2 separate regions of the Homo sapiens genome follow, and region 1 is linked to region 2. Evidence: chromatin contacts called from ENCODE Hi-C or POLR2A ChIA-PET data. All regions are on one chromosome and are shown on one strand. The core of a region is the stretch at or near the end of the contact, and the rest is flanking DNA. Distances in the headings are between cores, read along the strand shown.

The links. A loop is a pair of places that touch in the nucleus more often than their neighbours do. ChIA-PET counts read pairs that join two places held with the same protein, here RNA polymerase II (POLR2A). Pooled maps may share reads with other maps.
Region 1: a loop to region 2 is called in a map of B cell, with 23 times the contacts of the local background. The contact joins the promoter of BRMS1L here to the promoter of SRP54-AS1 in region 2. A Hi-C loop is called at or near these places in 4 of 168 maps with a recorded cell type or tissue (B cell, CD4-positive, alpha-beta T cell and naive thymus-derived CD4-positive, alpha-beta T cell), 5 of 37 single-sample maps with no recorded cell type and 21 of 50 pooled maps. POLR2A ChIA-PET finds 5 or more read pairs at or near these places in 6 of 52 experiments (CD4-positive, alpha-beta T cell, Caco-2, H1 and 3 more).

The regions. Positions count from the first base shown.
Region 1 is chr14:35,821,150-35,828,903 of GRCh38, reverse strand. BRMS1L (BRMS1 like transcriptional repressor) reads right to left here and starts at 2,566. Exons shown (of 10, transcript NM_032352.4): 1 at 2,246-2,566. The coding sequence starts at 2,387. RefSeq lists silencers at 2,006-2,175, 2,426-2,525.
Region 2 is chr14:34,979,898-34,987,641 of GRCh38, reverse strand. SRP54-AS1 (SRP54 antisense RNA 1) reads left to right here and starts at 5,076. Exons shown (of 5, transcript NR_151701.1): 1 at 5,076-5,218. It overlaps SRP54 (signal recognition particle 54), which reads right to left and starts at 4,650. Exons shown (of 16, transcript NM_003136.4): 1 at 4,427-4,650. RefSeq lists enhancers at 4,180-4,439, 4,470-4,969, 5,150-5,239, 4,630-5,331, 5,450-5,499 and a silencer at 6,385-6,679.

The sequences.
Region 1 (7,754 bases), core at 1,317-3,816, 840 kb before region 2:
CTTTTGAAATCTCACCTACTTTCATGGCAAGGCAGATGACTTACAAATTATTCTCCCCTTCCCATATCGGGCAGGTTCCAATGTCACATTTCCATTTGTCAGTTGGGCAATCTTAAGCATACTGCCATCACTCCAAAAGCAACACGTCGGCCAGGCACGGTGGCTCACACCTATAATCCTAACACTTGGGGAGGCCGAGGCAGGCAGATCACCTGAGGTCAGGAGTTCAAGACCATCCTGGCCAACATGGTGAAACACAAAAATTATCTGAGCGTGGCGGCGCATGCCTGTAATCCCAGCTACTCGGGAGGCTGAGGCAGGAGAATTGCTTGTACCCTGGAGGTGGAGGTTGCAGTGAGCCAAGATGATGCCATTGCACTCCAGCCTGGGTGCCAAGAGCAAAACTCCTTCTCAAAAAAAAAAAAAAAAAAAGGCTGGGAATGGTAGCTCATGCCTGTAATCCCAGCACATTGGGAGGTTGAAGTGGGTGGATCACGAGGTCAGGAGTTCGAGACCAGCCTGGACAACATGGAGAAACCCTGTCTCTACTAAAAATACAAAAAATTAGCTTGGTGTGGTGGCACCCGCCTATAATCACAGCTACTCGGGAGGCTAAGGCAGGAGAATTGCTTGAACCCAGGAGGCGGAGGTTGCAGTGAGCCAAGATCACGCCATTACACTCCAGCCTGGGCAACAGAGCGAGACTCCATCTCAAAGAGAGAAAAGAAAAAAAAAAGCAACATGTCTGAAATACTCTTTTCTTTCACCTTCATCTCAAATCTTTCACTTTTCTATTTCTGTTGATGCTACCGCCACTCTCCTTGTATCTTGGTTTTTCTCTTACCTTCAATCCTAAACTTGCATTCATCAATCCTGTTTTGTGCTTTCTTTGAAATCACTCACATCTATACTTTCCTGTTCTTTTCCGAGCTCAACTCCTTCTCCCAAGGTTTTCACGCTCTTTTGAATAAGCCCCAAACTCTGGCCCTTGTACTTTTTCTTACATCCCTCTCCCTGCAGGGATACCCACCACCCCAAACCAAATTCTACTCATTCTTCAAGATAATTAAGGTAATCCCACCTTCTTCAGCTAGGCTTTGTGACCACCCAATATTGAAACGATTTCCTCTGCCTCTGAATTCCTACAGCAACATTTAGTTAAGCATTCATTTGGCAATTTAATCAAGTGGTGACTTATGATAGCTTTTTAAGTGAGCCCAGATAATAACTATTTATCCCTCATATTGAGTACTGTCCAGTGCTGCACAAAGAAGTCACTCATAAATATTTTTGGATGGCTGATTTACTGATTGAAATTATATCCTTCCATGGAGATTTGCTTTGCAAGGGAAACATGAAAAGAGGGCATCTGGGTGATACTAGGCTGTCATCAACCTATCATCAATGCTTCCTTTACATGACCAAAATCAGGCCAAGACAAAGAAGTCAGTCTCATCTCCATCATTTGAATCGAAAGAAAATAATCCCGGTAATCACAAATTCCATTTCACTTTAGAATAACCATTCCTAAAAGTTTGCAAAATTTATTTGTAGTGTTAATCTGCCCTCCTCCCCCACCCAAAATAATTTAAAACAGCCCAAAGTTAGAAAAAACTGAAGGGAAGAAAAGACTTGGAGAATTTTCAACGCTGCCAAAACTCAGCCAATTTATAAGCATATGAAGATCCAAAATGAGCCCGAATGTTGGTCCCTTCCTCTCAGTCTTGCAAACTTCAGGGAGCTACTGAACGGGACCGCTCTCAAGTTAGCCCCCGAAAAGACACTGATGTAAAAGTGCTGACCGGCAAGTTGACTTGCAAACTGAGGTTAATTACTAAGCCGACCCTCTGTCCCGGCAACTCACTTGCGCTGAGAAGTGAGGGTTGCAAAGGTGAAAATAGGGAAAGAGGTCGGTGGGCTGGGGAGAGGAGGCATTTCCAGTTTGTCTGCTGCGGGAAGTTGTCCGCCTGGGCTGGTCGCTCCAGAGCACCACCGGGGGCAGGACCACGCCGCGTTTGGGAGCTGGACAAGCCCAGGCCCGCCCCGCCCCGCCGCCGGGACCCATCAGGAGCCAGACAGCGCCCAGCGACCGGTCAGGGTGCAGCCCAGGGCCCAGAGCCAGTCTCCGCCCCTTCCCTCTGTCCCCGCCCCGCTTTCCCAGCAGGACGCAGCCGCCTGGCGTGCGGAGAGCGGCCTGTCGCGCGCTGGGCGCGGGGACTCAGGGTCCCAGCAGTGGGTCGCGCACCTGAGCTATCTCCATCCTCGGAGACCGACGAGCTCTCAGTGTCCTCGTCCTCGGAGCTGCTCCCCTCATTTTCGGCGTAGTCCACCTCCATCTCATCGTGATGGTTGGTCTCCTTCTTATCCCCTCGGGAATGGACTGGCATTTTCCAGCCGCGCCGTCGCTTTCCACTACCGGCGCCCAGCCCGGCCACCGCCGCTTCAATGAAGGGCGCGCGGAACGCCCCAACCCACCCAGCCACCGAGCTTGCTCGCCCCCTTGGCTCCTCCCCGCCCCCGGCCCGGGCCTCACAACCTAACCCGCAGGCTCTGCGATGGGAGCTCTGCCATTGGCGGAGGCCTTCCACCGAGCCAGAGGGCGGGGGCTTGCCCTGCTCTGGTACGATTGGTTGCCCGCAATTACGACGCGGCCTTCCGATGCTTGCCGGGAGTTGTAGTTCGTAGGTCTCAGACCTGCAGGGGCTGCACGCTTCCATCCCTCGGCAGCCCTGATCACTTCTTCCTTCTGGACTTCAAGTCCCACAAGGCACGAAAGCTGACACTCTGGATCGCAGTTTATAAACTAAACAGAAACAGATTGTGCGAATTTAGTCTGTATTTATCTATTTCCCGCCAAGTGATTGTTTGACCTGCCTGACCATCAGAGATGTTACTGTTAGATGTGAAAATGTCTTTTGCCTAAAAGGATCTTTGCCTGCTCATTGAGCCTGGGGAACTGGAGAACCATCTGTTTTACTAAGCACCTTTATTACCTACCATTAATAAACTGTTTTATTTAATTATTAACTATAGACGATAACTTGCACTTTCTGTGTTGTGCAAAAATCTTTAAATTATTCTTGAAACTTTTACAATACAGAAGGTAAGGAAGTTTTATCTTGGCATTTTCAATCTAATATTTTTGGCATTTATTTTTTACCAAATGCAGTCGGAAAATGCCATCAGTCCTGATTTAACTTTAGTTTTCAATGAAAAATACATACTTAACCAGATGTACTTTCTCAAAAAAAGGGTACATAGCTCCCTCTCCCTCTCCCTCGCCCTCGCCCTCGCCCTCGCCCTCTCCACGGTCTCCCTCTCCCTCTCTTTCCACGGTCTCCCACTGATGCCGAGCCGAAGCTGGACTGTACTGCTGCCATCTCGGCTCACTGCAACCTCCCTGCCTGATTCTCCTGCCTCAGCCTGCCGAGTGCCTGCGATTGCAGGCGCGTGCCGCCACGCCTGACTGGTTTTCGTATTTTTTTGGTGGAGACGGTTTCGCTGTGTTGGCCGGGCTGGTCTCCAGCTCCTAACCGCGAATGATCCGCCAGCCCCGACCTCCCGAGGTGCCGGGATTGCAGACGGAGTCTCGTTCACTCAGTGCTCAATGGTGCCCAGGCTGGAGTGCAGTGGCGTGATCTCGGCTCGCTACAACCACCTCCCAGCCGCCTGCCTTGGCCTCCCAAAGAGCCGAGATTGCAGCCTCTGCCCGGCCGCCACCCCGTCTGGGAAGTGAGGAGCGTCTCTGCCTGGCCGCCCATCGTCTGGGATGTGAGGAGCCCCTCTACCTGGCTGCCCAGTCTGGAAAGTGAGGAGCGTCTCTGCCCGGCCGCCATCCCATCTAGGAAGTGAGGAGCGTCTCTGCCTGGCAGCCCATCGTCTGGGATGTGGGGAGCACCTCTGCCCCGCCGCCCCGTCTGGGATGTGAGGAGCGCCTCTGCCCAGCCGCGACCCCGTCTGGGAGGTGAGGAGCGTCTCTGCCCGGCCACCCCGTCTGAGAAGTGAGGAGACCCTCTGCCCGGCAACCGCCCCGTCTGAGAAGTGAGGAGCCCCTCCGCCCGGCAGCCGCCCCGTCTGAGAAGTGAGGAGCCCCTCCGTCCGGCAGCCACCCCGTCTGGGAAGTGAAGAGCGTCTCCGCCCGGCAGCCACCCCGTCCGGGAGGGAGGTGGGGGTCAGCCCCCGCCAGGCCAGCCTCCCGGACGGGAGGGAGGTGGGGGGGTCAGCGCCCCGCCCGGCCAGCCGCCCCTTCCGGGAGGGAGGTGGGGGGGTCAGCGCCCCGCCCGGCCAGCCGCCCCTTCTGGGAGGGAGGTTGGGGGTCAGCCCCCTGCCCGGCCAGCCGCCCCGCCCGGGAGGTGAGGGGCGCCTCTGCCCGGCCGCCCCTACTGGGAAGTGAGGAGCCCCTCTGCCCGGCCACCACCCCGTCTGGGAGGTGTGCCCAACAGCTCATTGAGAACGGGCCAGGATGACAATGGCGGCTTTGTGGAATAGAAAGGCGGGAAAGGTGGGGAAAAGATTGAGAAATCGGATGGTTGCCGTGTCTGTGTAGAAAGAAGTAGACATGGGAGACTTGTCATTTTGTTCTGTACTAAGAAAACTTCTTCTGCCTTGGGATCCTGTTGATCTGTGACCTTACCCCCAACCCTGTGCTCTCTGAAACATGTGCTGTGTCCACTCAGGGTTAAATGGATTAAGGTCGGTGCAAGATGTGCTTTGTTAAACAGATGCTTGAAGGCAGCATGCTCGTTAAGAGTCATCACCACTCCCTAATCTCAGGTACCCAGGGACACAAACACTGCGGAAGGCCGCAGGGTCCTCTGCCTAGGAAAACCAGAGACCTTTGTTCACTTGTTTATCTGCTGACCTTCCCTCCACTATTGTCCTATGACCCTGCCAAATCCCCCTCTGCGAGAAACACCCAAGAATGATCAATAAAAATAAATAAATAAATAAATAAATAAATAAAGGGTACATAGACAAGGAAGCCTCAATAGGTATCATAACTCATTAAGTGACCATTTATCCTCTGTATCAGGTATCTTGGTAAGCCCTTTACATGGGTTTAGTGAGTTTAATTCTCAATTTAATAGCCCTGAGTTAGGTGCCATTGTTATTCCCATTTTACGGATAAGGAAACTTCATTTGCAGACCAATCTTAAAACTATATTTTACCCCTTATAACGACAGGGTTTCTTCTTCTTGAAGTGGCAATTTGCTATTGAAAGATAGTACAGGCCGGCAGGGTGGCTAACGCCTGTAGTCCCCACACTTTAGGAGGCCGAGGCGAGTGGATCACTTGAGGTCAGGAGTTCAAGACCAGCCTGGCCAATATGGTGAAACCCAATCTCCAGAGGCTGAGGTGAGAGAATTGCTTGAACTTGAGAGGTCAAGATTGCAGTGAGCCGACATTGCACCACTGCACTCCAGCCTGGGTGACAGAGTGAGACCCTGTCTCCTGTCTCAAAGAGAAAAAAAAAAAAGTTCATAGAATATTGTGGATTGTATAGCATTGCATTCTCAAAGACAAGGTCCAAAAATATGCAGTTAAATTTGCAATTTTATTTAATTATCTATCTATTTAGAGACAAGATCTCGTTCTATCGCCCAAGCTGGAGTGCAATAGCAACCTCAAACTTCTGGGCACAAGCGATCATCTCGCCTCAGCCTTCCAAACACCTGAGACCACAGGCACATGCCACCATGCCCAGCTAATATTTTCGTTTTTTTTTAGTGACAGGGTCTAGCCCAGGCTGGTCTCGAACTCTAGTCTCAAGCAATCTGTCCACCTAAGCCTCCCAAAAGCACTGAGATTCCCAGATGTGAGCCACTGTACCCAACCTAGATTTGTAATTTAATGACAGAAAACCTTTTAAGTGCTACCTATCTCTTACAGAGTAAAATACAAAATAAGGGATGTGTATTATATTTAGTGTCAGCCTACTTCTCCCTTTCTCATTTTACAGTATTGTCCAAAATTGAACTCCTTACAGTTTCTAAACACACAAGCTGTTTCCCATTTCAGTGTCTTTGCACATTCTATTTCCTTTACAACCCTGTTCCTCTCCTTTTCTTTTTCAAAGCCACTTTTTAGACAACACATATCACCGTCAGCACCTCTACCATTCAGGGCACTCCTGTTCCTTCAGTTGACTGCTGTATTTTGAAATTTGCAAGTTTATACTTGTTCCTATGACAATATATTGTAAACTGTTTAGCAAATGCGTCTCACCTATTGGATTATGAGTTCCTTGAGAGCAGAGGTTGTCTTAAGCTGAAATGCAAGTGCAAAGGCATGCAGTAGTCAGGCAGGTCAAGTTAAAAGATGTAAGCTTTACATGAGTGGTACGGATTAAAGGGGGCAGCTGCATTTGGCCCCAGCCAATTGTTACTACCTGAGAATTTTGGCCTACCGATGTCAGACCTTCTGATTTCAAAGAGAAACCGGAAATTTGGATCTCTATGTGAAATATCTAGAACTATAAACATTATCTCAAGTGATGTTTTTTGTTTTGTTTTGTTTGTGTTCTTTAAACTTCAGATCAAACAAAAACAGCTGTGGGTAAAATCCCTGGCCTCTAAATATCAGCAGCTATCAGAGTGTGTGCTAAATCGTAACAATTAGATTTCTGGTCACTCAATGTGCCAAGTGTGTTATGTGCTTTAAGTACATTAATTCACTGAATCCTCATAACAATCCTATGAAGTCGATACTATTATGCCCTCCATTTTATAGATGAAAAAACCGAGGCACAGAGCAGTTAGAGTACTTGGCCAAAGTCACATAGCTACTACGTAACAGATCTAAGATTTGAACTTGGGTAGTCTGACATAAAAATCTGTGTGCAACCACTGGCATACAGTGCGCCTCTAGTGGTTGCTTTCTGTTTCTGCTGTTCCAGGAAAAACAGGAAAGGTGGAAAGGAGGAGGCATGGGTTCTAGCCTTGTTCTCCTAGTAACCAACTGATAAAATTTGGCAAACCACATAATCTCTGATCCGTTGTAAAATAAGAAGTTTGCAGTGTGTTAACTTTAAATTCTCTTCCAGCTCTAAAATTCCTGTCATCATTAAGTTTAATTTTAAGGCAGACAGAATAATAGGAGATTATGCAATTAGAGTTGCATGAGAGTATTTTGCCTAAGGCAAGAGTTTCTCTCACCTCCTCTCAAACAGATTTTAGAAAAGATGCGTAGGGAATGTGAGAAGAACCATAATAGGGAAAAGTTAATAAGGCTAAAAAATAATTTTGTTGATTTAGAAAATACAAAATAAAGTCATGGAAGCAGAATGAAGTTTCCTTAATCAAGGCAGTTAAAAGGGTAATAATGATTATTATTATTATATTATTATTATGCAGTTGGGAGGTCCAGGATGCCTTACATTTATGTAGCACTTTACATTTTGCATAGGGCCTATATAAACATTAGATATATTTTAAGTCTCACTTTTTATTAATCCATTCATATTTACATATTTGTAGAGCTCTGAAACTCATAGCTAGTCATCATCAAAATCTCCTATATCTTCATTCTCTTCCCTGAACTGTTCCCTCAACATTCTTGTTCTAAAGGAAATATGGCTCTCCCTTAGGACCTTGCTTCCTTTGTACCCTCCTCCTCCTCCTGAGCCTTGTCATGGAGTAGGTATGCTCCTCGTTCTCCTTCTTCCATCCAGAGGCTCCTGCTTCCCTCTTCCCTAAAATCTGCCAGTTTGTCATCAGGATATACCACACAGTATATATGTGGGTGTCATCTATAT
Region 2 (7,744 bases), core at 3,827-6,326:
GGTATATCACTAGGCAATAAAAAGAAATGAAGTACTGAACATATGCCACAACATGGATTAATCTTCGAAACATAAGTGAAAAAACCCAGTCACAAAAGATCACATATTATGGTTCCACATGAATTGTTCAGAATACATAAATCTACAGAGACAGAAAGTGGATTAATAGTTGCTTAGGGCTCAGGAGATGGAGTAAAATAGGGAATGATTGCTAATAGGTATGGGGTTTCTTCATGGGATAATAAAAATGTACGAAAATTGATTATGGTGATAGTTGCGTAACTTTGTAAATACACTATAATCCTTTCAATTGTACACTTTAGGTGAACTAAGAATTATGTGTGTGTGTGTGTGTATATATATATACACACACACACACACATATATATATATATTTTTTTTTTTTTTTTTCAGATGTAGTGTCTCTCTGTCACCCAGGCTAGAGTGCAGTGGCAAGATCTCGGCTCACTGCAATATCTGCCTTCTGGATTCAAGCGATTCTCCTGCCTCAGCCTCCCGTGTAGCTGGGACTACATGGAGTGCCACCATGCTCGGCTAATTTTTTGTATTTTTAGTAGAGATGGGGTTTCACCTTGTTAGCCAGGATGCTCTGGATCTCCTGACCTTGTGATCTGCCTGCCTTGGCCTCCCAAAGTGTTGGGACAGGCTTAAGCCACCGCACCCAGCCAAGAATTATATTTTAATAAACTGTTAAAATAACATTTGTTATCTCTGGATGATGAATAACTAGCAATTTTTTTTTTTTGAGACAGAGTCTCACTCTGTGCCCACTGGAGTGCAGTGGCACAATCTCGGCTCACTGCAACCTCTGCCCTCCGAGTTCAAGCGATTCTCCTGCCTTGGCCTCCCAAGTAGCTGGGATTACAGGTGCCTGCCACCACACCCAGCTAATTTTTTATATTTGTAGTAGAGATGGGTTTTCACTATCTTGGCCAGGCTGGTCTTGAACTCCTGACATCATGATCCACCCGCCTCAGCCTCCCAAAGTGCTGGGATTACAGGCGTGAGCCACCACGACCAGCAATTTTTATTTTCTTATATCTTTTTCTAATTTCCAATTTTTTAGTAATGACTGAGAACACTATTTTTTAAGTCAAGGGAAAATTATTTTCCAAAGCGTTCCTTGTGAGAATTAGAGTGCAACTAGTCAACAGACTAGAGGTTGGGATGGAGCTGCCACTTGTATTCATTTACTCATTCATTAAACACCTACTATGTACTCCAGAAATTGTCCCAGCATGAGAGAAGTTCTAATTCCTAATCAAATATAACAGTTTAACACAAGACTCCCTTCAAAAGATAAATTATGCATCATACCACCTCTGTCTTAACTTAGCACCAAAGATTATATTCAATTATATCAAGAAGTATCAAGCAACTTTCTCTTCATTAAAGTAATTGTTTTTCAAATTTTAAAACTCATTTTATGTAAAATAATATCACAGCACCAATTCGTACTTTTGCAGCAAAAAAGGTATACCAAAAAAAAAGTCAATTAGCAACAAGAGGTAATAACTCAGGAACACTGGGAATCATTTCTTTACGATACTTTCTGGCTATGAGGTCAACCATAAAAAGAATCTTTACATAAAATGCTACCAAGAAGAAAATTAAAACGAAAATCAAAAGAATTCCTTGGAAAGTTGGCCTTAACATTGAAAAGAAAAAGGAAAAGTGAAAAATAAAAAAGGAAAAGGAGGGATAAGAGGCATATGCTCAAGCAATGCGTTATTTCAATGACATTTAGATAATGCCTATCAGTAAAAATTAAATGCTCAATCAGACTCTCCAGAGATAGTAAGGTAAAAAAGTTTTAGGGGGAGTAGCTTCATCTAAATTCTTAATCTGGAGTGCAAAACAAGACATTTATGTTTTGAAAACTTTCACTAGCTATATTGATGTGCAGCAAGGGTTCATAATCACTATATTAAGTATTTAATAACATGTCCCAAAGAAAACAACAGAATGAGAAATCTGTTCTATACCTTAGAAACATCTTTAGATACAGTGTAACAAATACATTGGAGGGAAAAAACTGAAGAGCCAGGACACTACATGCACTACCCATACTCCATAAGGCTAGTTGAGACAAGATGTGGCCTTGAACTAGAGAAAAAGAAACTAGGGTTAAGGGCTAATTCATGAAGCAGAATCTAATGACCAAATGGTTATGGCAAGTGAAGGAAAAAAGAGGCAAAAATGATTCCAATATCTCTAGTTTTTATAACCAGATGGCTAGTGATGCCATTAACCAATGAATGGAAGGCAAAAAGGGAAGGTGGTTTGAAAGTCAGAGGAGTTAATAGAGAAGAGGTCAAAGGGACTTAATGTATTATTTTTAATGTTTCACTTTTTATGAAGGATGTGTACATAGATGTTCATTTCATTATCCCTCCAACTAGCTGGGACTACAGGCGGCGCCACTAAGCCTGGCTAATTTTTGTCTCTTTTGTTGAGACAGGGAGTTTCGCCATGTTACCCAAGCTGGTCTCGAACTCTTGAGCTAAAGCAATCTGCCAGCCTCAGCCTCCCAAAGTATTGGGATTACAGGCGTGAGCCATTGCTCACAGCCCTTATAATCCTTTTAAAAATTTAACCTACTTGTATCACAAAATTCAACCAGAGGTCAAAACTCAAAAACGCACTGACAATCACTGCTTTTATACACTTTCGTATGCATGACATATGTCATAGTGAAAAAAAAAAAAAAAAGGAAGGTGAAGACAGTGCATTTGGTTTTGGACCTAATGAGTTTGCAAGTTTTAGGGGAAAGTACAGAACTATCAACTCATGAGATGGAGGCTAAAGAATAAGGTTTAGGCAGGGCATGGTGGCTCACACCTGTAATCCCAGCACTTTGGGAGGCCGAAGCAGGCGGATCACTTCAGGTCAGGAGTTCAAGACCAACCTGGCCAACATGGTGGAACCCCATCTCTACTAAAAACACAAAAATTAGCTGGGCGTGGTGGCAGGCACCTGTAATCCCAGCTACTCGGAAGGCTGAGGCAGGAGAATTGCTTGAACCTGGGAGGCGGAGGTTGCAGTGAGCCGAGATGGTGCCTCGGTACTCCAGTCTGGGCGACAGAGCAAATAAGGTTTGGAAAAGAACAAGGTTTGGAAATGAAAAGAATAAGGTTTGGACATGGTTGGCATATAGGGACAATGCCATGGAAGCAAGCGAGAAGCCTCGAGGAGAGCCTGTGGAAGACCATTTGGGTTATAGCAATGACTGAGGGCCAACTAAAAGGACGGCGTTAACCAAGACTGAAAATAACCAAAGAGATAGGAGCTTTTACTAATTCCCTTTCCCTTTCTCCATGGCACATAGGAGAAAATCAATTTTTAAAAAGCTACATTTATGGTTATCTTACTGTAATCCTGTGGCAGGTCCAGAATTTCCAAATAGATGGGGACAGAGGAGTAATCTGGAAGGAAGACTTGAAGATGCTTTTGCATAGTACTCTATATTAAGGTAGAAAATACCAGTTGGCCATATCAAAAAACTGAGAAAAAGCGATTTGAGGGAAATATTTCCCTCCCCTTTGGCACCACGATTGCTGTATTCTAGGCACTAAACCAAACCAAACCTCTTACCTAATCTCCTTTCTTCCTCAAAACAAGCCTATTAAGTAGATGAGGAAATTGAGGCTAGATTGGAATAGAAACTGGCTCAGGGTCACAAAGCACCTAAGGAGCACTTTAGCTCTCCCACAGCTTTCTACAGCTCTTTATATGCAACTAGTGTTTCTCATTACCCATCTTGATATAATGTGTATTTATGTGCGTTAGCTTCTCAATGGCAGAGTTAGTGTTATTCATTTCTGTATCCTTGTAGCCAAGAACAAGTATATATTTTGTTAAATTAAGCATGTGAAAGAATCAGGTGAGGATAGCATGAAGAAAGGCAGCAGGGGAAAGTTTCAAGAAATGGATGGTCAGCAGCGTCAAATGGTACAGAGAGAGCTATCAGTCTATCTTAAATCATCATTGGCATTCAACTGATATTCCATATTCGTTTATTGAACGTCTACTACACGCAGGACATTGTGTTAAGCACTACAAACACATAGGAAAAATAAAAGTCTCGTACAAGTAAAAGGATTTTCGGGGAAGTAGCTTCATCTAAATTCTTGCTCAGGAAAGCAAAACGAAGACTCAGGCCTGCAACTGCCTACATCTTATTTGGCTCAGGTAAATCGGAAGACAACTCAAAAGGGGCACAGCGCATCTTTAATAAAACTTCTCATGGAAGACGAGATAAAGAGCCACAGAAACTCAGTCTCGGTAACGATGGCCGGTGGCCACGGAGGCCGACTTCCCCCGGAGTCTCTCGCCTCCTGAGCAGCGCTGGGGCTGCCCCTCGCTCCCCCTCCGTAGTCTGGGGCGGGAAAAAGCAGACACTTACCGCAAAAGACACCGCTAAAGCCGTGGCCCTGAGGGGCCGGGAATTCCTTAGCGAGGCCCCACGCCGTCGGAAGAAACCCAAGAAAGCTGGGAGCAGACAGACAGGTATGACCCCACAACCCAACTTCCCGAACTAGATAAAGTAGGGTCCCAACGCCCAGCACCACGTCGTCAACTCCCACCAGCTGGAAGACCAACGGAGTGCCAGCGAACCTTCCGCCCAATGAGGAAACGTCACCACTCCGCGTAGTCCAGCCTTTCTATAGGAGAATCTACTTCCGCTTCCGGGGCACACCGCCGCGTTCCTTCTACGCGGCTCCTGAAACAGTTTAGATGTTTACTTGCTTACACTGGTTTTTGGTTTCAGTTTCCTACCGCTGAATAACTGCAGGAGTAAAGTTAGTGGTAAAATAGGAGGCTGTCTAGGGACGTGATTTCGGGGAAGAAGTCAGGCCTCGACGAGCCACCTTAAGAAAAGTGACTAGGCGGAGCACTCCCAGCTAAGAGCGGAAAGATGAGAGATAGAGGTGTGACTGAAGGCAGGGATCCCCAGGCGCACGTGAGACCTCCGTAGAGGGGCGGGGCTTAGGGCTTTGCAGACCGGAGGCTTGTTCCGCGGAGGGTGGGGCGGTCTCTGCTTGCGCATGCGCAATGCCAGCCAGTGCCTGCGCGGCTTGCTCCAGCAAGGTAAAATTTCCCACTGCGAGGCAGGCAGTGATGCTGCGGCCGCTTCGCACTGTGGCTCCTGCCGACCGCCAGGCGCTGTTACAGTGGATGCGAACTAACCGTAAGTGTAAGTGACCAGAGCTAGAGGCAGGTGGTGGGGGCAAGGATATGCTGCAGGCGCTGACTTTGAGGACTTAAGCGGGGTGAAGCCAACAGCCTTCCTTGGGATCGTTGTGCTGGTCTCTGCTGTCTTGGGGGGTAGATTGACCAGGGCTTTGAGTGCTCTAACGGAAAAGAGAGTTAGTTGCTCGCCACACGTAGACACCAATTAACAAGAGCGAGCCCTAGTATACAAGAAGAGGGATTTTATTTCTGAAGCCAGCCCGCTTCGTCTTTGGAGCAAAAAAGCGGGCATTTTATAAGGTACAAGAGGAAATGAGCAAGAGGTCTCTGCTAGCTGGTGCCTTATCTACCGGGTAGTTGAGTTGGTGCATTTCTGAGCAGAAATAAGTTGTAAAAGTGGCCAAGTGGGCATGCTTTCTGCTTACCCTTCTGAGGCGACCGCCTGGCGGTGGGAGTTGCGTCTTGGATCTCGTAGATGAATTTGCTCTGTAGAGAATGGTCTGGTGAGGGGAGTTGAGAGGTTATTTTGCAGTTCAAAAAGGGCTAAGTGGAAAGTGTAGTGGGGAGGGGAAAAGAGGGGAAAAAATAAACTATCTCTTGGAAAATGGGGGTAATCGGATACAGTACCACTTGGAATTAATTGGGTGTGGGAAACCTGGTTCTGAGTGGTTTGTGAGTTTTCAGCAGACTTCGGACAAGCCTTTAGAGCTCCTTGTGCCTAACCCTTTTTCTGAAAGAAAATAGAGGGTTAGCCCTCCTCCCCATTACTCCCACAAACTTGTTAGAATTGGTACGTTGCCACCTGAAAAAGCATTTTGCAGGAGAGGTTTTAGGCTGTAGCGTTAGTAGGAAGTGTTAAACGAAAAACCTTAGCCAAGTTAAATTTAACATTTTGAGCAAAGAATGATTCACGAATCGGGCAGGCTCAGAGAGATTGCAGCGCAGCCAAGTGTTGAAGATTTATAGACAGAAAAAGGCTGCAGTGAGCTTTGATCCCGCTGCTTCACTCCAGCCTGAGCGACGCAAGACCCTGTCTCTTTAAACACACACGTTAAAACTGAGGAAATGTGGTAGCTAGATCTAGTTACTGAAAAATGGGATAGATGTATTCTGGCAAAGTAAAGCCTGATGAAAGCTCAAGAAAATAGGATATTCTTATGTTTGTTAACTATAGCAAACTATCCTATGCCTGTATGCGAGAGTGTGTGTGTGTGTGTGTGTGTGTGTGTGTGTGTGTGTGTGTATGTGTGTGTATTTATTTTTTGAGACAGAGTTTCACTCTTGTTGCCCAGGCGGGGCTGCAGTGGCGCCATCCAGCTCACTGCAACCTCCACCTCCCTGATTCGAGCGATTTTGAGTGGCTGGGATTACAGGCGTCCGCCACCACGCCCGGCTCATTTTTGTATTTGTAGTAGAGACGGAGTTTCACCATGTTTCCCAGGCTGGTCCCAAACTGCTGACCTCAGGTGATCTTCCTGCCTGGGCCTCCCAGAGTGCTGGGATTGCAGGCGTGAGCCACCACGCCTGGCCACTATGCCTGTATTTTGCTGAATGGTGATTTCCATGGTTATTTTTATCCAAGCTCATGACTTGAAATGTCATTGTTAGCTGATGACTTACAATTTTAGATTTTTAACCTCGACCTCTTAAAATTCTTTGTGATGTTAGAGTCAGTAGGTTTAGATATTATAATTAACATTATTACACATTTTAGGAGTCATTTTAGATAAGATGTCAAACTGAAGATAACAGGAACATCTGCTAGTGAGATTTGACCTGGAAAGTATAGAAAACCAGATACACAGCTTTGTTTATTTATTTATTTATTGAGACGGATTCTCAGTCTGTCGCCAGGCTGGAGTGCAGTAGCACGATCTTAGCTCATTGCAACCTCTGCCTTCTGGATTCAAGTGATTCTCCTGCCCCTGGAGTAGCTGGGATTACAGGCACGAACCACCGCGTCCAGCTAATTTTGGTATTTTTAGTAGAGACGGGGTTTTACTATGTTGGCTAGGCTGGTCTTGAACTCCTGACCTCGTGATCTGCCCTCCTCGTCCTCCCAAAGTGCTGGATTACTGGCATGAGCCACCGCACCCAGCCGGATACAGCTTTATTTCTATATACACAAAATCAAGATAATAATTTCCATAATATGCTGAGTCTCCTGTCACTTCATCTAAACCCTATGTTGCACATTTCTTTTTTGTTTTTGTTTTTGTTTTTGAGACGGAGTCTCGCTCTGTCCCCCAGGCTGGAGTGCAGTGGCGCAATCTTGGCTCACTGCAAGCTCCGCCTCCCGGGTTCACGCCATTCTCCTGCCTCAGCCTCCCGAGTAGCTGGGACTACAGGCGCCCGCCACCACGCCCGGCTAATTTTTTGTATTTTTAGTAGAGAGGGGGTTTCACCGTGTTGGCCAGGATGGTCTGGATCTGCTGACCTCGTGATCTGCCCGCCTCCGCCTTCCAAAGTGCTGGGATTACAGGCGTGAGCCACCGTGCTCGGCCGCACATTTCATTCTTCATATCCCATT